Regions from separate parts of the Mus musculus genome. Here regions 1 and 3 are each linked to region 2. Evidence: chromatin loops called from intact Hi-C (ENCODE). Cell type or tissue: heart. All regions are shown on one strand. Links, peaks and the distances in the headings refer to the core of each region. The heading gives the core; the rest is flanking DNA.

What was found. Peaks named below come from ENCODE experiments on the same cell type or tissue, not always from the same donor. Only the 100,000 strongest peaks of a DNase experiment are listed, where the experiment ranks them.
Region 1: a loop joins it to region 2, with 2.9 times the contacts of the local background. A loop is called at or near these places in 8 of 42 quality-filtered maps.
Region 3: it touches region 2 in a loop (2.5-fold over the local background); 3 of 42 quality-filtered maps call a loop at or near these places.

Annotation. Positions count from the first base shown.
Region 1 is chr2:13,289,469-13,291,968 of GRCm38, reverse strand. The region is part of intron 60 of Cubn (cubilin (intrinsic factor-cobalamin receptor)); the gene reads left to right. The region is part of intron 2 of Gm13270 (a long non-coding RNA gene); the gene reads right to left. Among named protein-coding and RNA genes, the nearest start is that of Gm13270, 19 kb to the right of the region's middle. In heart, for the core only: a CTCF peak has its summit at 1,187 (motif pointing left); no DNase peak of the experiment used is centred there.
Region 2 is chr2:13,788,701-13,799,980 of GRCm38, reverse strand. St8sia6 (ST8 alpha-N-acetyl-neuraminide alpha-2,8-sialyltransferase 6) reads left to right here and starts at 6,461. Exons shown (of 8, transcript NM_145838.1): 1 at 6,461-6,637; 2 at 7,129-7,227. The coding sequence starts at 6,537. In heart, for the core only: a CTCF peak has its summit at 6,370; a DNase peak (open chromatin) is centred at 6,180; H3K4me3 peaks cover 1,582 bases; H3K27ac peaks cover 768 bases; H3K27me3 peaks cover 2,356 bases.
Region 3 is chr2:13,722,679-13,733,958 of GRCm38, reverse strand. It overlaps St8sia6 (ST8 alpha-N-acetyl-neuraminide alpha-2,8-sialyltransferase 6), which reads left to right. Exons shown (of 8, transcript NM_145838.1): 3 at 10,427-10,516. Among named protein-coding and RNA genes, the nearest start is that of St8sia6, 65 kb to the left of the region's middle. In heart, for the core only: no CTCF peak of the experiment used is centred there; no DNase peak of the experiment used is centred there.

The DNA of each region.
Region 1 (2,500 bases), core at 1-2,500, 500 kb after region 2:
ATTACTGTGATACTTTGAATCTTACATGACCCACCAAAGCACAGCCGTTAAGAAGACATGGTTGGTAGCATGGGAGTCAGTTAGGAAGGTAGGTTACTGAGGACACTGCCGTTTGAAAGATACCTGAGTCCCAACCACTCTTTTCTATCTGCATCAGTGCTTCTGTGAAGTATATAACCCCCACCCCCTGTGTGTCCTTCTGTCATGACCTTAACACAGTCCTAGAACAACAAAGCTCTATAACTGTGTTGCTATAGAGATTAGTCGTGCAAAGACTGAGTCCTAGAGACAAAGTATATCTTGAGTTGACTATTATAGGCATTTTGTCACAGTGACACCAAGAAACAAGGCTTCTAGAAGGCAAGGTGTGCCTGAGTTAGTGTTCAGACACTAACTCACCACAGACATGCAGTCCCTGCTCCAGTGTTGTTCAGGGTCTACCCACAGCAAGAGATTTGGTGTTGGCAAGGAACAGAACAGAGAAATAATTTCAGGTTTGATCATACAGGAGGCTAGTAGTCATGCAGTTTGTAACTATATATTCCAATCAGTTACGCTAACTCTTACTTTAATGTGGTTGGATGAATATAGTACCAGCACAGGGCCACCTTCTACCCAGCCCTAGCTTGTCCTTGTCCTGCCCCTCACATCTACCAGTCTCTAACTGACGTTGGTCTTGTAAAGTAAGACCCAGGCTCCTCGGCATGAACTGGGTGGTCTTCCCCGACTCTCTCTCTCTTTTATAGTATGAATCTCCTTGATATTATTTGACAGAATTACCTTTTCTTTTCTTTGGTTTCTTTTTTATATTTTTCCATGCATATTTGTAGATATATCTGTAAACAGCAACACACACACAGACACACACACACACACACACACGCACATGCGCGCACATACGTTTATATTTAGCTCTTTCTTCTCACTATTTTATGAGCACCTTGAAGGTACATAAATGCTCTTATGTCTCTCCATATACACACTACCCAACACAAGCCAGGTACATGATACAAGTGAAAGCTTGTATAGACCACAGTGGTTGTAATGAAACCTCACTTAGCAGAAAAAGTATGTTGTCTTTAACTTGGCAACTCTTCTCTATAAAGTGAGGGTGTTTGACTACAGAACTTCACTTTTCTGTGCTCCTCGTGAATTCATATAGAAGAGACAGCACCATCTAGTGGTCAGTTTTGTTTCATTTTTTAATTTTGAAATTTATCATGTTCATTTTATAACATCAGTGGCCACACTACTCTGAGATTTCTGATCTAATGTGGTTCTGTTATGAACTCATATTCAGGGCTACAGAAACACAGAAAATCATTATTAAAGTACAATAAAAATTAACAACATAGACATAAAAATGAAAACATACTATATTAATTTATTTATTTATTTATTTATTTTTTAGTAAAGTGTTTGAGGGATATACAAATCCTCACTATTTCTTTGGGTGTTTGTAAAAATCTGTGAAAGCCATCAGTAGTTCTGGATGCTAGAGACACTTCTGAGCATAACTCCGTTTCTCTTCCTGTGAAACTCACACTTGTGCAGAGGGGGCGCCCAATCAAAGTAAATAAGCATTACATTGATTGAGTTTCATCACAGTAAAATAAAACAAGATGGTATTGGAGGAGGGCCCCACTGTGTGGGATTAGACTCTCAGGGGAGGTGACATTTGAGTAAAAGGTCTATGACTAGGGATTATCAGTCCTTCAAGAAAGACTATGTCTCCAAGGGAGGAGACTGTCAGAGGCAGCAAGCACTGGGAAGGGAGAGAAGCAACAGCATTGACCAGGGCTTGCAAGTTCTGCATTGGGTACAAGGTATAGTTTTGTAGGAAGAATAGACACATACTCTAGGTCATCAAACACCTGGGCACTACGGTGCAGAACTCTGTGAGTGCTCTGTGCAATTGATCTGTGAGCCATGTTCTGAAGAAACTGTGTCACATGGCATTGATACAATATATTTCGAAAGTGGAACAAAGTGGGGATGCTTATCATGGGAATGGGAGAGTTGAGTATGACTGGAATTTAGACTTGAGCTGTTTATTGAGATAGAGTAGACTCAGGGAGAATATTTTAGGGAAGGGTGATGCTGTGGTGTGTACATATCACTCAAGTACCTGTGGTAGAAATGTAAACCTTATATCCATATGCTAAAGGTATGGGGGGCTTTGAGGTATAACTGGGGTTAGATGAAGTCATGAGAGTGGGGTTCCTATCATGGGGTGAATAGTATCACCCCAGGAGAGGAAGAGATTGCCGAGCTGGCATGCTCCTGATGATCTTCTTAGGATGCTCATATGTTAGAAGGCAAGAAGGCCCTCATCAAAGTCTGCCCCTTGAATTCTGAATGTTCCTCAATCCTCAGAAATATCACAATTAACTTACTTGTGTATAAATGACATGGTCTATGGTACTCTGGTACAGCAACATAAAACAAACCAAGGCATGTGGGTCATAGGGAAGGGTCAAAGCACTTACCAAGAAGCGAG
Region 2 (11,280 bases), core at 4,884-7,383:
TTGATCTTAGCCATTCTGACAGGAGTAAGATGGAAACGTAGAGTAATTTTGATTTGCATTTCCCTGATGGCTAAGGATGTTGGACATTTCTCTAAGTGCTTCTTGGCCATTAGAGATTCCTCTGTCATGAATCTTCTGTTTAGATCTGGACCCCATTTTTAAATTAGGTTGTTTGGTTTGTTGCTGTTTAGCTTCTTGACTTCTTTATATATTTTGGATATCAACTCTCTGTTGGATATGGGGTTGGTGAATATCTTTTCCATTCTGTAGGGATTTTTTTTTTTGTTTTGTTCTGTCCTTTTGACGATGTCCTTTGTCTTATAGAAGCTTTTCAGTTTCATGAGTTCCCAATTATTAATTGTTGATCTTAGTGCCTGAGATGCTGGTGTTTTGTTCAGGAAGTTTTCTCCTGTGTGCTAATGGATTGAGGCTATTCCCCACTTTCTCTTCCATCATGTTTAGTGTATCTGGTTTAATGTTGAGGTGTTTAATCTACTTGGACTTGAGTTTTGTGTAGGGTGATAAATATGTATCCACTTGCACTCTTCTTCACGCAGACACCCAATTAGACCAGCACCATTTGTTGAAGATTTGTTTCTTTTTTTCCATTGTATAATTTTGAACCATTTTTTTTATTAAAATAAAACAAAGGTACAATGGGCAATGGGAAAGCACATCAGCCAAACAGTATTTTTAAATAACTGTTTCCATTTCTCTTTGATCTTTTATGATCTCTTAACTGGATTTCAGAGATCAATGTTTTTTAATTTTAATGTTTTTACACTAAAACCATATTTTGTAAAGTAAGTGATGATCCTAATTTTTGTGTGTAATTTCAGTTACTCTTAAAGTTAAACCAGCTTTATTTTTAGAATTCCTTCTATATTTTATATTTGATTAGAAGTGGACAAAGATATGCAATAAGACATATCTGAAGATATGTCCCTCATACAAGGTCATCGATTTCCTGAAATTATTTCTGCTTTTATTTATATTCTATGATTTATTGAAAGTATGCAGCTTTGGTTATACTATTCTTATGAATTTCCTCTCCAAGGAGTAGTTTTAACGTTATGAATGTGGTATTGTCCTGCCATTCTCACAAATCTTTAATATTGCAAAAACCGATCAGGCAGTCTGGAGACATCAGATACTTTCCTTTCTAGACAGAAAGGGGAAAATGTCATGTAAATGAGGGTTCACTGGTGCACCGGTTCTTTATGCCTTACAGCATTCATTTCTTTTTTTATATTGATGATTCTTATATCCATGGAGATCTCTCCATCTATCTGATGTTTAAAGAGATATAGATAGATATATTTTGTATCTATCTATCTATCTATCATATATATATGCACATACACACACATATATATATATGTACATATATATATGTATGTATGTATACCACATGCACACACACAAACATACACACATTGTTTAAACAGTCTGTACTTGGAAACCATCTTCATGAATCCTGAAATCTATGCCTATAGAAACCAAACATATCCCTAGTTTTCTTTGAGCCCTCTTTTTTGTTGTTGTTGAATAACATTTGTTACTATTATATAAAACCATATGCTCCAAATAAAAACACTTTTAACTTTCTGGAAGATTTTCAGTTATTCAAACATATATATATATGCCACAATCTTTCTTTTTAAAGTCATTTTCTTGAAGTAGGAACATTCATGGAAAAATGCATAAAGAATAGTAAAGATTATATAAGCAGCAAATGTTGGGATGTGGCAGAATAGGAAGGCAATAAAAGGGAATCAAAATGAATGCATTAGAGCTGGGACAGTGCCTTGGTGGGGACATGAGTTGCTATGGAAGCCTGGGGAGCCGAGTTCGGCTGTCCAGCACTCAGGTAAAAAGCTGGGTGTGGCCACACCTGTGCCTGTAACCAGCCAGCACTGTGGGGAACTGAGACAGGAGGATCACTAGGGTTTGTTGGTGGGTGAACAATCTAGCTCAAAGTATAGTGACATAAACGGTCTCAAAGAAATATGGCAGAGAGTGATAGAGCAGGGCTTCCACCTTCAAACACATGTGTGCATGCACCACATACATACAACATATACATGCGTGTGTGCACAAACACACATACACATACACGCACATGCAAACGCGCACACACACACATGGCATGTGAAAAGCCAGTGACAGAAGGAAAGACTGGAAACCTACTACTACTATCAAGAGACAGAACATGCATGTTAGGTGTTATGGCTACCCTTGCTTGTGAACTTAACTACATATAGAATTAACTACCCCCCCCCCAAAAGATGGAGGGCACACATTTGAGGGATTTTTGATTAATATGAAGTAGGAAGATCTACTCCTAATCTGTATCTCTGAGGTAGGCAATTGTGACTTTATTGGAGATCTTGAGTTGGGAGGACAAACCTTTATTCTAGACCATTTGAAATGCTGGCAAAACTCACCTCTAATCTGGGCCACAACTTCTGCAAGGACATGGGAAAGGGAAGGTTTTGCTCTTTGCCTGCTTGCGCTCACCTTGCTAGCGAGTCCATGCCTTCACTGGCATTAGAGACTACTTCTTTGGGATTCCAGAATGTAATGAAGACCAGCTGAGCCATCCAGTCTTGTGAGCAACTACTGGATTATTGGATTTTCTAGAGAACCCTGATTAATGCAGTAGGTAAACAAATGCAGGAGAAGGCAGCACTGTGTAAATGACCCATAAAATAGCACTTCTTTTGTAAACTAGAAACACAGAAAACCTGGAAATCTCAGAAGATGCCCTCTGAAACCCACTATCTGCCTAGAACAGGCAGAATTCGGTCTGCTCACACACTAGTGAGCACAGAGGATTGACCTCGGGTCTGAACTCCTAGTCTTACCATATCCCCAATCTTACCTGGCAGAGATCTCTGGGGTCAAACCTGCAAGTAGAAAGTTGATAGCTTCTCTGGTATCAGTTTTCAACTGACAAATAGTATTTGTGACGATGCTTTTGTAAGTTTCTTGTCTTTCAAGGATAAGCAAGTTAATTAATACCTTACCAACCCAAGACTTAAATGATGAGGCTTAAGGTAAAGTTCCCACTGTCAAATTTTAAGGCTCAGCTCTGAATTCCCATTGCAAATTCACAAAATGGGCTTTTGTAAGTCCCCGGACTATAGCCATGGGCATGATAGAAAACAACTCCATTTGCAGCAAGGGTGTTTAGGGGACCCAGCACAAGGGTGACACTTGCAGTTGCCTTGAGCCCAGCTGTGCTGAAATATTAAACTTTAGTAAATCAGGTGAAATTGCAGCTTCCTGGTGGATTCCTAATGTCCTTTCCCTTTTCTGCAGATTGTTGTTAGTATGAATTGTCTGCATGGAAATACAACTCAGGATATTTTCCAAAACCAGGCAACCCTTCTGCTCTCAAGGATAAGTCTGCTGTACCTATTCATTTAAGAGATGGAATAAACTTCTAACTATGTAGAATTGTATCACCACTTCATTTTACTTTAGTTAACCTTTGTTCTTTAATTTGGATTTTTTTGTTATTCTTTGTGTGTGCACACACACATGATGTGTGTGCTTAATTATAGACACATGTGTGCCATTTCCTGTGTATGGAGGTCAGAGGTCAACCATTAGGCATTGGCTCTTTCCTTCCCCAGTAGGTTCAGGGATCCAACTCAGGTTGTTAGGCTTTCAGAGCAAGCACATTATCCCTGATCCATCTTGCTATATCATTTTAGCACTGTTGGAATTAGCCACATTACTCCTATGTGGAATAAGTAACTGAATCCCTAAAAAGGTCCAGTTGTGTAAAAATAGCGCTTTCTTCTTTCTTGATTAGTGACATTTTAACAACAGTGGTGAGCTGTAGAAGAAAATCATATCTATAGTCACATTTATTTTCTGCTTCCCAATCCTTCTCTTTGAGAATAACATTTATTTGAAAGTGGTTTCACTTCATTGGCCATTTACTGATCAACTATGTGCAAACTTCTGATTTGGTTTTAACCAAGTGTTTTTCCAGGAGATACAGATTGGCACCAGGAACTAGAAATCCTTAAATGTGTGTGGCTGGGGGTGGGGGAGCATAGAATGGCAATGGGTATCTTCCGCTATTGCTCTCTATGGTATTTATGAGATAGGGCCTCTCAGTAGTCCTGGTTAGATTGACTGGGCAGAGAGCCCTGGAGTTCTCCCATTCCCACCCCACCTCAGTGTTGTGTAAAATTACAGGCTTGAGCTACCAGACCTAGCTGCCTAGCTATCTATGTGGGTGCTGCAATCTGGGTTTCAGTACTCCATTTTACCCACTGAGCCACTTCTCTGGCTCTTCTAGATATTTTAAATTAAGCTTTCCCCCCAAATGATATAGCATTCAGGTTGCTTTTGGAATAACCTCAGCTGTTCAAAAGTAGAATGAATAATCACAGGAAGTACCTGTGTGACAAATGATGAAGTTTATGCTCTGTTGGTGTACTTCAGGGATCTAGAGTAACAGATAGAGCAGAGAAAGCCTTGCCTAACCTTAGGGGCTAGGGTAGATGATGGACCATGCTTGGACAGCATAGGTTAAGGCTAAAAGAGTTGGGATAGTTTTCTAAAAGAATAATTGGAAAGCCAGATTATATCATCTCATCATTGGCTCATTGTTCTGCATCAGGTGAGGTTCTGATCAATAAACGTGAGTTTACCTAACAAGTGAGATATTCCTCAATATGGTCTGAAGGAAGCATCTTTGTCCTCGTCAGTTACAGCTCTTCATAAATACTCTTGCCTAGGTGGAAGACACAACAACGGATTTTTAAAAATCTGGATGAGTTCAAGGTCAGAGTTACAGCATTGTAAAGTTCATGGTTGGTGGTTGTCCCCTCCCCTCACAAATTAGTGAGAAAGGAAACTCCTGCCCTCTGCGCTCTCTCTCTCTCTCTCTCTCTCTCTCTCTCTCTCTCTCTCTCTCTCTCTCTCTCTCTCTGTGTGTGTGTGTGTGTGTGTGTGTGTGTTGTACATACATGTGTGCGTGCACGTATGTACAGGAACAAAAGCCAGAGGCTGGTATTGAGTGAGGTCTTCTATCACTCTCCACCTTATTGTTTGGCACAGATCCTCCCACTGAACCCTGCCCTAGCTAATTCATCCAACTCAAGTGGGCCATCTCTCCAGCCTCGTGTTGAGGATCAAATCACAGTTGGAGGATAGAGTTTCAACACAGAAACTGGATGTCGACCTATAGCTACGAGAAAAGAAATATTTGAGACAAATAAATGTCAACCATTTACTTGAACAAAGAAGGACTCGTGAATTAGGCAGCACTGGGAAACAGAAGAGGGGATATCTGCCTATCAGTGGGCAGCAAGCTTTTGGTGGGCGGGCACAAAGTCTTAGTAGAGGGATCACCTGATTGGCTACATGTAGGTAACTGACTTTGCGTGGTGTGATGAGTTAGCTGCCTATGATTGGTTGGTGCATTTTTCTCTTATTGGTGAAATTCTCGTGTTCGTTATAATTCCAATTAGGTTCTGGATTAGGCAAGAATTTAAAATCCAGAGATCACCTCCATTGGCAGTAGGCAAATCTGTTTTTCTGAAAAACATTTGGTAAACAATGGTAAACACTTCAGGTTTTGAGAGCTATAGACTCGCAGTCACCACTACTCAATTCTGCCCTTATAAGCAGTCAATCTGTCACACAATCGCATGCTCATCAATAATACAAATTACTGGACACAAAGATGTCCAATAAAACAGTTGTTTTAAAGCAAGCAGAGATGACTCTGGTCAAAGGTGGGTGGACAAATTGCCCTTGAAGATCTCTTGGTAATTTGGTGTCAACTGTCCACGGAACGTCGTGGGAAGGTGCCATGCAATGCCAGTCTACTCAAACGTTACCAAGTTCCTGGCAGCTTTCAGGCACGTGGGAGGATCCAACTGAGCAACCCAGTTTGCAAACTTTTTGAAGTGGGTCCTTTCTGCTCTTCTCTTCAGTCCTCCAGGTTCTAGCTCAGGGCCTCAGCTACATAGCAGAGTCGCAATGTGATTGGGTGGGTCACTTGGGGCCAAGCGCGCACTCGGGCGAAGGTGAGAGCAGCTGAAAAGTTGGAGCCCAATCAGCGCGGAGTTGAGCGCTCATACCCCAACCTTCAGGTGACCCCGCGTGGCGGCGGCGGCAGCAGTAGGCAGAGGCAGCGGCGGCTGCAGCGACCAGAGCCCGCAGCGGCTCCGAGCGCCTCCGGGAGGACAAGCGACGAGCTTGGAGAATCGTCATCCGCTAGCTGTCCGCCAGCTTCGCCAGCTTCGGCGGCCGGGGCTGGCTTGGAAGAAGCGAGCGAGCCCGAACGCGGCTTCTTCGGCTCGGTGCCCAGCAACACTGTTGCAGGCTGGGCTCTGGGCAGCCCCCAGAGTGCGGGCCCGCGCCACCGCCTTTGAACGCTGGGGGTGTGCGTGGCAGCGGCCGCGGTGGCGGCGGCGGCGAAGGCGGTGACCGGAGCGGCGAGTCGGTGCCGCCCGGGCTGCGCTTCGCCCCGGCAGCTTTGGCGGCGAGGACGCCCGTGGCTCAGGATGAGATCGGGGGGCACGCTGTTCGCCCTCATAGGCAGCCTGATGCTGCTGCTCCTCCTGCGTATGCTCTGGTGCCCAGCCGACGCGCCTGCCCGCTCCAGGTAATTCCCCGGCCTCAACTCGCCCCACCTGAAAGGTCCGGTGCGCCCACGCTGTGCTCTGGGTGTTGCTTCCAGGGGACGCCCGGAAAGATCCGGGTGACTGACCACTTTAGACTTTTGACTAAGCAGCTCCTTGAGGGTAGGGTGGAGATCAGGGGTCGCGGAGAGGCGACGCTTGGCCGGATGTCTTGGTTTGAAGTGGAAAGGGACACGTCGGGGTTGGGAGGGCTCCGGATAGTGCCTCTGTGGGCGAGGGAGCTGCAGAGCGGAACCTCCTGAAGAGGTTTCCCGCCAGGCTCCAGGACTCCCCCATTCTACTCCTGGTTTTGTCCTATGGGATTTTTCCTGTCTAACTTCAAGATTAGGGACCCATCCCGGGAGCTGGGGTGCACAAAGATGCTCTGATTACGTCTGGAGTGCAGTGCCCAGTCTGCCAGCCACACTGGCTTCCAACGCGGTGTAATAACTTAGTTTTCTCCCTGGCTGTGCAGGCTGTTGATGGAGGGAAGCAGAGAGGACACCAGTGGTACCTCAGCTGCACTGAAGACACTCTGGAGCCCGACAACCCCGGTACCACGCACCAGGAACAGGTACTAAGGCCACTAGGGACAGATGGACAAGGTCTGGGCAAGACTGCGAGACCCGTGGAACTCACTTGAGCGTTTTGCCTGGATATCTCTGTCTGTCTGTCTCTGTCTGTCTTTGACAGAGAGAGAGAGAGAGAGAGAGAGAGAGAGAGAGAGAGAGAGAGAGAGAGAGAGAGAGAGAGAGAGAGAGACTACGCACATCAACCTTTAAAAACACATCTCTCCATATCGGCTACACTTTCAAAGATGGGTACTGAATTCTGTAGATAAAGGTGTGTGGAAAACCCCAGAGAAGGCACTTGTCTATCTTTACTGAGAGATTTGGTTTGTGGGTTTTGTTTTCTGTTCTTTAAAGTGCATCTGTGTTGAGATCGAAGGAATACAATTCTTCAGTGTGTTTGTCCTGGATGAAAAAGAACTTACATTTCTTCCTTACTGTGGGTGTGTATTAATGTACAGTAATTATTGGATATCTATTATTCTGATTATAGAAATAACACAACTTAATATAGAAAGCCATAGGGGAAATACATAAGAGAATTTAATATTAACTCAGAGCCCAGACCCAGGTATCATTTTCAGGTTAGGACTACTTTATGTCTCTGTAATGTCTATTTCCTATATGTGAAAAGTACATGTGAGATTGTACTTTGTGTTTGTGTGTCATCTTTTTCCCCTAAAGGATCATAGGCCTGAACATGATTTTACCACCTCCCACCAATGTTGCTTGTTACTAGTTATTCACCATCTTAATATTCTGTAGTCTATTTAATAATTTTTTCTTTACTCATTTAAATGCTTTCCTATCTTCATTTCGTTTTGTTTGCTAGGAGACATTCTATTGAGTCTATCTTTGTATGTAAATCTTTATCTTCATTTCAGACTCATTTCCTTAGGAGGACTGATAGGAAGTTGGATTATTAGGTAAAAATGAACGTGCATTTAACGTTCTAAATCACGTTTCTTTCCAATTGCTTCCAAGAAGAGTTGAATCAATTTCTGCTTCCACACGTCCCCGGAGCAGGCTGCATCCTGTTCTGCTTTGTTATAACGATGGCAATTTTGTATACTGCCTCCCCCTCTCTCTTCCTCTTCATCCTTCTGTATATTCTTGGCTCTTGAATCCACCTTAATCTTCTGATTGCATGACTGGACATTGCTTTCCACAAGGCTCTGGGCCTGATCCTCAGAAAGATCTGGAAGTACTTAGAAGAAACTGCACTGAAGAATTATTGCCACAGGTGCCTCATTGGAATTCCCGAGTCTGGTAGGGACACTAGGAAATCCTGGAGTAATAAAACTCTTGATAAAAAGACTGATATGTGCTTGATTTCACCCAACTTTCTTGATTTCATGGAAGGAGTAGCTTTGCTTATGAAATGAGGGTGAGAGGACTTCTGCCCACAAGTCAGTCGTTGAACTATTATTGTTCATTCTGGGGGTTTCCTTTTGAGAAATCCAAAGCACATACTCCTTAGTTCTCTTGTCCCAGGTCTTTCCAGAGGTCACTAATTAATTTTTATTTCTTTGGCATCCTTCCTTTGAAAAATCTACTTGCTATACTTCTTGAACTAATATTGGCAATTTATATTTTTACTGAATATGGTCCATTTTTTAAAAAGATATTCTTTTTGTTTAAACCAGACTGCTGTGTTTGTGACAGAAAAAAAAACCTCTTTGTCCTTTGATCTATTTTATATCTTTCTCATTCATGATTTTTATTATTCATGGAGCAGGGGAGTAAATTGAAATTCACTACTGCTTGGCTATGTAGAGAAACTGGCAGTTTTTTCATGTCTCAGTGGCTGGCCTGCTCTTCCTTGTTACTGATCTTAGCAATATTAAGAGTAGCCATCATCCCTTGAATGCTTCTTGTGTAGCAGACACTGATCCAAGCACTTTATATTTATTAACTCATTTATGCTTTTGAACTGTTAGAAAAAACAGTTCTCCTCATTTTATAGATTGAGAAATTGAAACACACAAGATAATTTCCTGATGTTATAGAGTTGTGCAACCAAGAGTCAAATCCAGGTCACATGGAGCCAAGAGCCTGTTCTCAAACTCCTTTATGTGTACATGCATGTCTGTGGTGTGTGTGTGTGTGTGTGTGTGTGTGTGTGTGTATACTTGTGTGACAGTTTAAGCAACTCTTTCTGATAATATTCATTCTCTCTTAAAGTACACACTCCATGTATCAGATTGCCATTTTTGCCACTTCTTGTTTCTCTAAGATGGCATCTAGATACATAGGTGTAAAGGGGCATGGTATGTCTTAACTCTCCTATCTGCAAAATAACATCCCTTTTCTGCTTGGAGGCCACCCCCTCACCCCCCAGTCACTTTTCTGTTTGATGGCCAGCTTCCTGTCAGTGACCATTGTAAGAACTGCAGCTTCTGACTCTTGTTCTAGATGCTCTTGCTGCAGTCCCAGAGGCCAGAGGGCATCCTGATGCTACCTCTGGGGGATCTGCTGAAGATTTTCTTTCAGCCTGTCCTTGTCTGTCACTAAAATGTTTGCTTTTCTCTGTTGCAGGATATTTGATCATACTGTGAACCCCGAGATTGTATTATTTACTAGAGAAACCTGGTTTTAGTTATGGGTGTTGCTGAGTTCTAGCACGTGTGCTTAATCCAGGAGCCTTTTGGTTACTTTAAACAGGATTAAATGGAATCATAAGTCAAGAGGAGGAGCAAGCCACAGTTGGCAGGGAGTGAGCATAGGCCAAAACCACAGAGAGGAAGAGGAGGACAGGAGGACTAATAGAGAGCCACACAGAAAATAGAAGGAAGGAACATTCTGTTTGAAGGGTTTCTGAGACAGTGTGAAGAAGTTCTCTTTTCTTTTGTGATGTTGTTTGGGGAGGAAGGTCAGCTGGGTGCTTTCTCTGCCTCTTTGAGCCAGCAGGTTGTCACCACAGCATCTGGCTTCCAAGCCTTCACTGGTAAAATCCAATGATTGTTTTTGTTGTTTGTTTGTTTTAAATTGGAGGAGTTAGCAACCCCCTTCTGCCATTGCTACCTCAAACTTAACCCTGTATAGTCCCAACCTTCTCTCAGTAAGTCAGAACCCATGGCTGCCCTTTTCACCCCAATGTAAATACAGCCTTGATTAAAACATAAGCTTTAATGTAAGTTATGGGAAGTAGAGGGAAGGGACTGGGGAAGTGGCTACCCAGTGAGGTGGTTGAATGGGAAAGGAGGCAGGTGTATAAGCGCCCTCTGCAAAGTTCTCTGGTAACTGCAGCAAGATCTGTTGTTTGAAGGGGAAATCTTTTTTTTTTTTTTTTTTTAAGTAAAAACATGCTTTATTTATGAATACCATTTTAATGGTCTTAACTCTAAGGCTAGGCAAATTTCATCACCAAAGATCAGTTCTCCATGTATGATTTTTTTTAATTAGGTATTTTCCTCATTTACATTTCCAATGCTATCCCAAAAGTCCCCCATACCCTCCCTCCCCCCCACTCCCCTACCCACCCACTCCTACTTCTTGGCCCTGGTGTTTTTTTAAGATATTTTCTTCATTTACATTTCAAATGCTATCCCCTTTCCTAGTTTCCTCTCTGAAAGTCTCCTATACGCTCCCCCCTCCCCCTGCTCCCCAACCCACCCACTCCCGCTTCCTGGACCTGGCATTCCCCTATACTGGGGCATATGATCTTCGCAAGACCAAGGGCCTCTTCTCCCATTGATGGCTGACTAGGCCATTTTCTGCTACATATGCAGCTAGAGACATGAGCTCTGGGGGTACTGGCTAGTTCATATTGTTGTTCCACCTTTCAGCTCTTTGAGTGCTTTCTCTAGCTCCTCCATTAGGGGCCTTGTGTTCCATCCAATAGAAGGCTGTGAGCATCCACTTCTGTATTTGCCAGGCACTGGCATAGCCTCGTAAGAGACAGCTATATCAGGATCCTGTCAGCAAAATCTTGTTGGCATATTCGATAGTGTCTGGGTTTGGTGGTTGTTTATGGGGTGGATCCCCGGGTGGGGCAGTCTCTGGATGATCCTTCCTTTGAAGGGAATTCTTATGTCTCCTTTCTCCCTGCTCCCGTC
Region 3 (11,280 bases), core at 5,280-7,779, 66 kb after region 2:
CATTGCACCGGAAGCCAAAAAAGTATATTCAAAGGCCCTGTAGGTAAAAAGAGGAAAAACATGTATAACTAAAATAAACATTTTAAAAAAAGAAAAGGTTATTGGTTGAGTGCAAATATCTGCATCTGACTCTTTCAGCTGCTTGTTGGGTCTTTCAGAGGGCAGCCATGATAGGTCCCTTTTTGTGAGCACTCCATAGCCTCAGTAATAATGTCAGGCCTTGGGACCTCCCCTTGAGCTGGATCCCTCTTTGGGCCTGTAACTGGACCTTCTTTTCCTCAGGCTCCACTCCATTTCCATCCCTATAATTCTTTCAGACAGAACAATTATGGGCCAGAGATGTGACTGTGGGATGGGAACCCCATCCCTCACTTGATGCCCTGTCTTCTTGCTGGAGGTGGGCCCTATAATTTCCCTCTCCCTATTGTCTGGCATTTCATCTAAGATCCTTCCCTTTGATTCCTGAGAGTCTCTCACCTCCCAGGTCTCTGGTGCATTCTGGAGAGTCTCCCAACCTCCTATTTTCTGAGGTTGCCTGTTTACATTCTTCCTTTTGGCCCTCAGGACTTCAGTCCTTTTCCCTCACCCAATACCAGATCAGGTTCCCCTCCCCTTCTACTCCTCCTCCCCATGTCCACTTTCTCTCCCTCCCTCCCCACTTGTGATTGCTTTCTTCTCTCTCCCAAGTGGGACTGAGGCATCCTCACTTGAGTACTTCAGCTTGTTGTCCTTTTTGAGTTCTGTGGACTGTATCTTGGATATTCTGTACTTTTTTTTTTTTTGGCTAATATCCACTTATTAGTGAGTATATACCATGTGCATCCTTTTGGGTCTGAGTTACCTCACTCAGGATGATATTTTCTAGTTCCATCCATTTGCCTGCAAAACTCAGGATGTCCTCATTCTTAGTAGCTGAGTAGTATTCCATTGTGTAAATGAACCACATTTTCTGTATCCATTCTTCTGTTGTGGGACATCTAGGTTATTTCCATCTTCTGACTATCACAAATAAGGCCACTATGAACAACCAATGGACAGAAGCAGCTGACCCCTGTTGTTGAATTAGTGAAGGTGGAAAGAAGCTGAGGAGAAGGGCAATCCTGTAGAATGACTAGCAGTCTCGATTAATGTGAATGCCCCCTCCCACCCAGCCCAAGATCTCTCAAACACCGAACCACCAAACAGACAGCATACACTAACTGATATGAGGCCCCCCAACACACATACAGTAGAGAACTTCCGGGTCTGTGTTCATTCGGAGTTGATGCACCTAATCATCAATAGAATAGAGGCCCCAGGGAGTTTAGAGGTCAGGTGGGGAGCGGGTGGGGGCATCCACTTGGAGACAGGGTGAGGAGGAGGTGTGAGATGTAGAGCAGTTGGAGTGTGGATGGGGGGCGGGGAATGAAATATGGAGTGTAAAAAATAAATTAATTTTAAAAAAAGATTAAAAAAAAAAAAAGACTTGTCATTCGGAGACAAGAAACCTCCAAAGATACATTGAGTTCATTTTGTGTTGGCTGGCCATCTACTGGTCATGCATTCTGTCTGACCTTGAGATAGTCTGTTTCCCTAGTATGATTTCCTTGGAGAAAAATAGAGTTTCATTTACAAGTGGTTATCAGTTGGCATTAGTGGTTGGGTTGGGGATAGGGGCATGTATCCACTTCTTTCAACTTTAGGACACAACTTTGCAGACCCATGTAGGCCCCGTGCATGCTACCCCAGTCTCTGTGAGTCATGTGTTCATGGACCCTGTTCCTTGACATCCTTCTTCCCCTCTAGCTCTTACACTGTTATTGTCTCCTCTTCATCAGGGTGCCCTGAGCCCGGATAAGACCCATCCCATTTAGGATTGAGTGTTCCAAGGTCACTCTCTGCATGATGTCTGGCTGTGGGTCCCTGTATTTGTTTCCATGATGGCTGAGCAAGGCTCTGATCTATGAGTGTATCACAGTATCATTAGGGGTTATTTTACTGTTACGTGCGTTTAATAGAATCATAGAATTTGGTTTTACTATAGGCTCCTGGCCTATCTAGTCTCAAGTTCTTGGTCACAGAAGCAGTGTCAAGTATTGGTTCCATCTCATAGAGTCAGCCTTAATTAGACATTAGGTTTTTGTTTGTTTGTTTGTTTGTTTATTTGTTTGTTTAATTCTTATAAGCTTTGGACCACCCTTGTCCCAGCATGTTGTGACCTACCATTGTAGATCAAACGTTTTGTGTCTGGGTTGGAATTTGTATTTCTCCTGGTACCATGCACTTTACCTTTCTGTACAAAAGACACTAAAATGTAGGAGTGAAGGCTCTGTGTAAGCACCAGATCTACTTCTCCATGTTAAATGAGTTGTGCAGGTGTTGTCTTCAGCAATGGAACCTTGCCATCAGTTTGTAGAGAACAACCTATAGTTTTGGCAATTGCTATGGGAGTCTTTTGGCCAACAACTCAATTAAATATAACAAGATCTAGGCACTGGAAGCTTCATTTGGTGACAAGAGATGTCCGGTAGGGACTCTGTCTTATCCATTATTTGTGATTTCATTTAGATTGCCTTTATATATGGATATATTTCAGGAGACCTCTACTTAGTTATTAGGTTTTCATACTATCACTCAAATGGCCTTTAATTTTAGCTGTCTCTATTTATATTCCCTCTGTTTTTCATCTCTTCCATCCTTTCCTCACTTGGTTCTCCCATTCCAGTACCCTTCCTTCATCCATCCATAACTATCTATTCTGTTTCCTTTCCTATGGAGACTCCTACACCCCCCAGTTCCTACCTCTATACCTAACCTCTATGTTTCAATGGATTGTAGCTTGGCTATCTTGAACTTAACAGCTAATTTACACAATATAAAAGCTAATATATACCACATTTCCCTCACTCAGGATGATTTTTTTCTAGTTCTATCCATGTACCTGTGAATTTCATGATTTCATTTTTTAAGTGGATGAGTAATGTTCCATTGTGTAAATTTTCTGCATTTTCTTTATTCATTCATATGTTGAGGGGCAATTAGTTTGTTTCCAGTTTCTGACTAGTATGAATAGAGCAGTGGAGAACATAGTTAAGCAAGTGGTAAGATGAAGGGACCTTTGGGTATGTGCCCACAAGTGAGATAGCTGGAACACGAGGTATATCCATTTCCAAGTTCCTGAGGAATAGCCACACTAATTTTTATAGTGGATGTATGAGATTGCACTCCCACCAGTAATGGGTGAGTGTGCCCCTTGCTCCAGATCCTTGCCAGCATGAGTTGTCATTTGTTTGATTGACCTTGGATATTCTGATAGGTATATGATAAAATCTCAAAGTAGTTTCCTTTTGCATTTCCCTTATGACTTATGATGACGAACATTTCTTTAAGTATTCTCAGCCATTTGAGTTTCCTATTTTAAGAATTCTGCTTAGATCTATACTCCAGTGGTTAACTGGGTTATTTGTTTGCTTGATTTTTTTGGTGATCATTTTGGAGTTCATTATATATTTTGCATATTAACCCTCTATCAAATGTGTAGCTGGAAAAATCTTTTCCTATTCTATAGACTGCTGCTTTGTCCAATTGTTGGTGTTGAAGGGACTAGTGCATGCCCTGTTTAGAGCTGGGTGCTCAGTTGTTCCTTATTCTCAGCATCTTAAACAACCATGAGTCTATGCATTTACACAGTCATTGTAGAATGAAGCTTCTAATTAAAACAGAGAGTATCATATGCCTATGACTGCAAACATATATGTTTAGAAGTCAGTTTGATATCATATCACCGTATTTAAACACCGGTACAATCTAACCCCTGCATGATCGCCACACTCATGATTTATCACCAGACATGTAGTTCCAGGCGTGATTTCTTGCATGGATCTTGCCCCAAATCTAAGCAAAATGTGGTTGGTTGCACCTATCACTGCAGTGCCACTATTTCCATTGTGGGCACATCTTGGCTGGCAGATTTCTATTATAGTTCATAGAGTTCACAGCTGGGTAAGCCTGCTTATGTTTGTGTTATTCCTCTTCTAGTGACCATGAAATCTAGCCATCAGGTTTATTAGTAAGGTTGCTGTGTTTAGATCCCACAACTCTGAATTATCTTAGTATGATCCTATGGGAGACATTTGAGAACTCTAAGCCTTAGCTATTATGCAAACTAATTTTTGTCTGTAAATATGCAAATTACCTTACCCCTCCCTACCTGGTTTTCATCACATATTCATCACAATATTATTGATTTATAAATGATTGGTACTGTGGATAGCTTTAACTGGGTCCCTTATGAGCAAAATAAAATCATTAATGTATATCATTTTATATATCTACAACAGCTTTGAATTTACAGTTTTGAAAACTGTCTTTCTATGATAGGAATGTTTAAGAGTGCATCTTGATAACTGACTTAATATTGAGGGGTGGCTGATTAATCTTCATTGATGGTAAATGGAAACAGATAAGAGCCAAGTAAACAGAGATGATCTGCAGAATATTTTGCAATTGAAGTTGTCAGCAGTGTTCATGTTTAAAGAATAAGTCTCTATTAATGCTGTTATTTTAAGAGCAGTTCCCATATTTTGAATTAAATGCACAGATTCATGGTTTCTTGAAATTAATATGATTATAAAAACAGCTAGCTATCATACTGCAAAGTCAAATGATATGTGTGCATATATATGCTTGTCTTCCCCAGCAGATGTCTTGCTCCAAGGATACGACCTTATTCACTGTAGTATCTCAAGTGCCTCCTGTCTCCCAGGCACATGGTGTAGACTCCACACATAACTAATGAATGACCAAACAAAGGAAAAGACCAGGATCTGTCTCTCATCTTTGTAGGCACCAAACTACACTTTTATCTGTGTTTGAGTATGAACATGTCAGAAGCAATGCTTGTCACATCCAAGAATGATCTCCAATCCAGAAGACTACTTTGTTAGGGACTGAGAGCAACCAGCTACATGGTGGGCTAGATGCTTGCTATACACATGTCTCTGAAGGAGCAGAACTGATAGAATGAACAATTATTATAAAAGATTTATCAGGTTGGCTTATACCAAATGGACCAGTTAGTCCATCAATGACTGTCTGTGAGCTGCAGAGTCTGAGAAACTGATAAGCTGCTCAGTTCACATCGCTGGAATTCAGTGGTCTCAGTCTGGTGCTAATATCTGGAGAATTCTTGAAAAGCTCCTGTCTTCAGAAGAATCTGGATTCTAATGTTAGCAAAACATGGCAGCAGCAGTAGCAACAAAAGGGTATATGCACAGACTAGCAAGATGCAAACACTGAGGACGGATGACATATCCCCGTGCAACTCTGTATCTTCTGGAAAGTTCTGCCTACTCTCATGGTGGATCTACTCTATTTAGTTCCCCCTTCCCAAGAGCACCCCTTACAGACTGCCCAGAGACATGTCTCTTGGTTGATTTGATTAATCATCACACTTGCTCTTCTCTTTTCAGAAAGCCCGCATGGGGTGGGGAACACACTATAAACAATTTGCTTGCTGAGCTTAGAATTAGGACTCAGGAGATCACCATGGCCTGAATCCAAGAGGCTGGCCAGCCTGCTAGACCCCTCTCCATAGGGTTTTCTGCTGCTGGTCAGCATGGTTTCTGGTCTTATCACTCTTGGATGAAGAAAGGGATATTAAAAATAATTATTTTTAAAAATCCTTATTTGAGCTTTCTGTGTTTAGAAACTATGCTCTGCTGTTTATTAATGCATCCATTCCTCAGAGAGTAAAATTGATTAGACTTTAAGCTTTATGTTGTGGCACCGATTATGTTACCATAAATAGAACTTAGCTGCACTTGCTGTTCCTGAGATTCTTGCATGCCAATTGTTCCTTGGAATGTTTTACTTGGCCGGGGATCTGATTGCATGATTGCAGGTCACACACAGAAGGTCACATTCAGTCTGTTCTTCAGAGGCCTTGGTGGATACTAAGGACCAAAGGCAGAATTCTGCATATTTGTGTAACATTATTTCTTTGAGACAGAGCCTCTGCAGTACCAGAGTCTTACTGTCTATTACCTGGCAAGAGAGAGTACAGTCTCCCAACTTCTTGCTTTCTAGTGAAATCTTGTCAGGTGGACTTGTAAAGTAATCACTTTCAACTCAAGGATGACCTATCAAAACAGAATTTCAAGAAAGCCCAGCATCCACAGGGATAACAATGATAGGCAAAATGCTTGTTTTTGTATCATCAACCCACAGTCTTATTAAAGAGTGCTTCCTCCTTACATGCTGAAAATATGCCTAATGGCTTGTCTGTTGGCACCAAACAAATTCTATTATTAAGTAACAAAGGTGGTCAGAATTCATGGTATAAGACTTGCAGGAAATGGAGAGAAAAGGAAATTTGTACCATTTAGTGGTTAGCAAACCATCGTTAAACTCATAGTCAAAGGCTAGCCAGATAGGTGGCTGATGTTTTAGATATCCCACCAGGAAGTGGGCTACATGTCCCAAAGGGGGATGATTTGGAGCAGAGAAGTGGCATGCTCAGATCAAGTGTTCCTGAGAGACAGACCACTGGGGGATAATGAGAAAGGATGATAGAAATAGAGGTCTGTGGAAAGGTTTGGGGAGAGAAGGCAGGTTTCAAAGGCAGGAGACCCAGAGGCAATGTACAGAAGACCTGTAGCTAAAGACCAGTCATTACTTTAAAGTCACATCAGAAAATGAATGACAGGAAATACCAATACATGCAGAACAGTCTAGAATAAAAAGCTGCAGAAGGGTTGTGACTAGCAGTCAGAAGCTGGGGAGCAAGGAGGACTGTGGGTGAAACCAGATACCCTGAAAGTTGGGAAGCAAAGGCAAGGCACTGAGATCTCCTTTGACATAGTGATGTTTGCTGAAAGCCAGTCAGTGAATTTATAAATAAAGGAAGTGGGCAGCTGTGGCTTGTAATTAGGATGGGCAATGAAGAGAGAGTGAATAGCAAGGTGACATATTTTGCTTTTTATTTCCAGACAGTAGTGAATTGATCGTGGCAATAGTACACAGCCAGAGAGTAAAGATGCTTTCAGAAAACGTAGTAGAGAGGGACCTGGTCACAGAGGAGACAGAGAAGGCTGGGGTGGCAGATACATTATCATCATGTGAGTGAGGAGGTCTTTCTTTTAGTCAGAAGGTCAGGACTGACAGCTACGGATTAATCGCACCCAGCAGCACCGTATCCTCTGAAACGGGCAGCATGATTGAATGAGATGTTAGCAGGGCAGTGAGTGGTCAAGACACTAGAACCGAACGCCTACAGTGGCCACTGAGAGAACTGAGGCTTGAAATAGAGTTGTTAAGGCACATAGAGGGCCGGACCAACTGGACACCATGAATTTGTCAAGTCACCAGTCCTAAGGCATCAGGACCAGGGATATGTATGGTAGGAGCTTTATTGTTTCAGTTGCTTATTTTGCAACAAGTGAGAGGATGTTGGTGGAGGAAGGCATCTAGGGAGCTGGCAGTATGTGGCAGAGGTGGCAAATGCCTCAGATGCATAGTGAGGCAGGCTTGCTCAGGGACAGCTGAGCAAGGATGGTCACCTTTCAGAGAAACGTGGACAGGAAGGACAGTTGGAGTAATCTCAGCTTGCTTGTCTGAGAAGCATTAAAAGCCAACCTACTCCCCAAATTCTAGCATATCTCCAGAGGGAGGATCACAGTGCTATCTAAGATACATCTCCTTGGTGGCAGAGGCTAGAGGCCCTTGGTGTGGAGTTTGGTGATTATTATATAAGCTCATTATTTTCTCTTTGATATAATTTTGTAAGAGGGTTTCATCCAAAAATTGCAATGACCTGGAATTATACAACAGTAAGTACTTGGAAGGGGACAGAAACAGAAATGGTACTTGGAGCTTGCAGAATCTGTTTGTACAGACAGTGCCTAGGAGCCATCCGAATCCTGTTCTGCTTTCTTTCCCTTCACTAACAGCTCAGGTCCCATTGAGAGTTAGTACCAGATGGGTCTTCTCATTATTCATCTTGTTTAAAATGTGCTCCTTGCAGCAGACTGTGATGTCGTTTGCTTCTGTGCCTTTTTCTGTGGCTTGCAATATCCAGTCTGTTTCACCTGTACCCTGGTCCTTTGGGTTGGATCATTCTAACTAGATCCCTGGGAAGGCTTACACATCAACCCACAGTTGACTCATAGCAGTCTCTTGTTTTACCACATTGTATCTGACTCAGAGTCTTTGGCATTCCTGTTTTCCTCATGACTGCCCCTTTCTCCATTCCCGTTAACTTAGCAGAAACTTGCCTCCCAATTGGATGTTAAAGAAGGCTTGCCATTGCATCCCCTCAAGGTTGCATGCTCACCTTCAAGATGGATCTGCTTGCTGGTCATGAGTTTTCCCACCTCAGAGCTACAGACGTTTCTTGTTTTCTTACACCAGAGAAAGGTAGAGGTCAGGAAAGAAACTGAAGATTTCAAGTGAAAAAAAGGGTTGGAGAGACACAGAAGGCAAAGGAAACTAAAAGACTCCTTGCCTGTTCTCTTGGGATTGAGTGACTCCCTGCAGGTAGAGATGTAGGCAGCCTCTATAAGAACAGAATAATTGGCCTAGAGGAATTACTGACTGACATGAAGTCAAGTTCAACAATGAGTTTAGAGCAAGAACTCAACAGATATTTATTGGCTTCTATGTGTCAGGTCTTTTCATACATACCCACCCCCACCCCAGCCCCATTTAATCCTGTTAGCTGTGTTATTGGTAAAAATTAAAGAGAAACTCCCCTGCTGAAGGCTAAGGCCAGACTGAAGCCCAAAGGCAAGGTCATCCTCACTGACTCCAAAGACCCCCTTTGCCTCTTCATCTCCACTCTGCATCAGACACTCTTCTCTAATTTGCACACCGCATGCCTGGTTTATGGCTGGGCAAAGCTATTTTGTTTTTATTAAGAAAGATACTTTCCAGTTTAAGGGAAGGTGTATATGACAGTTCTATTGGTCTCTGGTTGTCACCGGCCCACAATTGAGCATTACAAAGGCATCATAATTCAAAGCACTGCTGGCTGGGTAATTCACTTCATTAACAGTGCTGCCTGGATAAAACACACAACAAATTAGAAATAAACAAATGCTTGGGAGCACGATAATACATTAGACTAGCACAAGAAGTGCTTCTAGAGAGAGGATGAGAGGTGGGAAGGAAGAAGTAGGGAAAGAAATTATATTGGGACTCAGAGTTTGTTTTATCAAATGTATTATTACTGTTATTATTTGGTGAGTGTACATGAGATAGATAAATAGATAGATAGATAGATAGATAGATAGATAGATAGATAGATAGATAGATAGATGGATGGATGGATGGATGGATGGATGGATGGATGGATGGATAGATAGATAGATAGATAGATAGATAGATAGATAGATAGATAGATAGATAGATGATAGATTGTGTGTGTGTGTGTGTGTGTGTGTGTGTGTGTGTGTGTGTGTGTGTGTGATGCTTACATACTGTGAAGGTCAGACAACTTGTGTGAATGTGTTCTTTCAACTGTGTGTTACAAGAACTGAAATCAGGTCACCAAACTCGGAGTCATAGTGCTGGCCGTCGGTGAGATTTTGTGAGCCCATAGGTAACACACACCCAGTACTTTTAGGAAGCCCCTCTGAAAAATATTGTCGACTTATCCATGAACCTATCTTGCTTATCTCTTTACCTTCATGCCCCCTCCTTCTCTATCACCCCTCATGCCCAGTGTATCAAGAAGTCCTGACTCCAGAGAAGATCTCAGATCTGTTTGCTTGTCTTTCCTGGTGGATCCAGGCACAGTGTGTTTACACTATGTCCATGACCCTCACTGTGTCCAGGAGTTAGTTACTTGACATGTCTGTGTCCAAGAGATTTGTTATATCAGAGAGTCAGATAATAACATGAGTGTGCCCATGGAGCTCATTAGTGCAAGACGCCATTGCCTTTGTCCTAATGCTGATTTTTGGTTTGCTTGTATTCCACCTCTGATTTTCTGAGTTCATAGAAACCAACATGTGGGGCTAACATATCAGAAGTATTACAACAATCAGAAAGCAGATACACCTGTGTTCTTTATGGAGAAAACATTAATTTCCTGTGTCTCTAGGCTTCTTACCCAAGACAGCTCTTCTTTTTTTTTAAAGGCTATTTACACGCAATGATTAAAATCAGTTATTTATTATAAATACTAACCTGAAAATACAAAAATGCAAAAATGGAAATAAAAAGCCTTCTGCATGGATTTTTTTTTTTTAGTTTAACTTCATTTTTAAATTTTAGATCTATCAGAGGTAACAATATCAATTTCGTTTCCCAGGGAGAAATTCAATAAAGGAATAAAATCCAAGCTTCATTTGGATACAACCCCTTATCAATTAAATCTGATTTATATTAATAATATCTTACATACTTTGATATTAAATCATTTTTTCCAATCTTTTTCCTGAAACAGCACATATCTGGATGAGAAGACAACCCAAATAACAGAGAAATGCAAAGATCTGCAATATAGCTTGAACTCTTTATCTAACAAAACGAGACGGTAAGTTGCACTCTTCCCAAAGCATATTTGAAATGATTTGGAAAATCAGGCTGGGCTCACTTCAGGCTGGATTTGGCTCTGAGAATGCCCCTCCAGTTGAGGAGGAAGGAGCAGGGACACAGTGCAGATCAAGGTCATGCTCTGGCCGAAGGACTCAGCTTCACTGTCCTAGATCCACATTTATTATGCTCTATGTGTTCTGGCTAAAACTTAAAGCCTGCACACCCTTCTGAAATTTTGATATGTGTTTGAGGCATTATCCTAGGAAAATGTTCCCTTTCACAAAATTTTGCTTACAATTTCAGGTTAATGGTTTACCCCTGGCCCCAGCTGTGGCTCACCCATCACTCACTGACTGGAGTTTATAATCTCATACTTTTCAATGATCCCCTACATCCTCTTCTTCAAACTAGGGAGAAGGCAAACCAACATGTCTAATCTCTATGCAAGGAAGAGGTGTTGGTGGCCCAAGGTTCTGATATCTGGGGTGCTGCTTGGATTGTAGCTGAGAAAATCTAGTAAGACTCTGCCTGTGGAGTGTGGAGTAGTGCTGTGTTTGTTAGCTCCTTAAAGGAGCCTGGGCACATATCTCAAGATGTAGGGGCCTGTTTAACACATACAGGGCCCAAGGTTCAATTCCAGGACTGACAAAAAAAAAGTGTGTAAAGGGGGTGTGTGGAGTGGGAAGGGCAAGAGAATCTTCTGAAAAGAAGTTTCTATATTTCATTTGCTGAGTGCTTGGCTGAGAAATGGAGAAGCTGGCA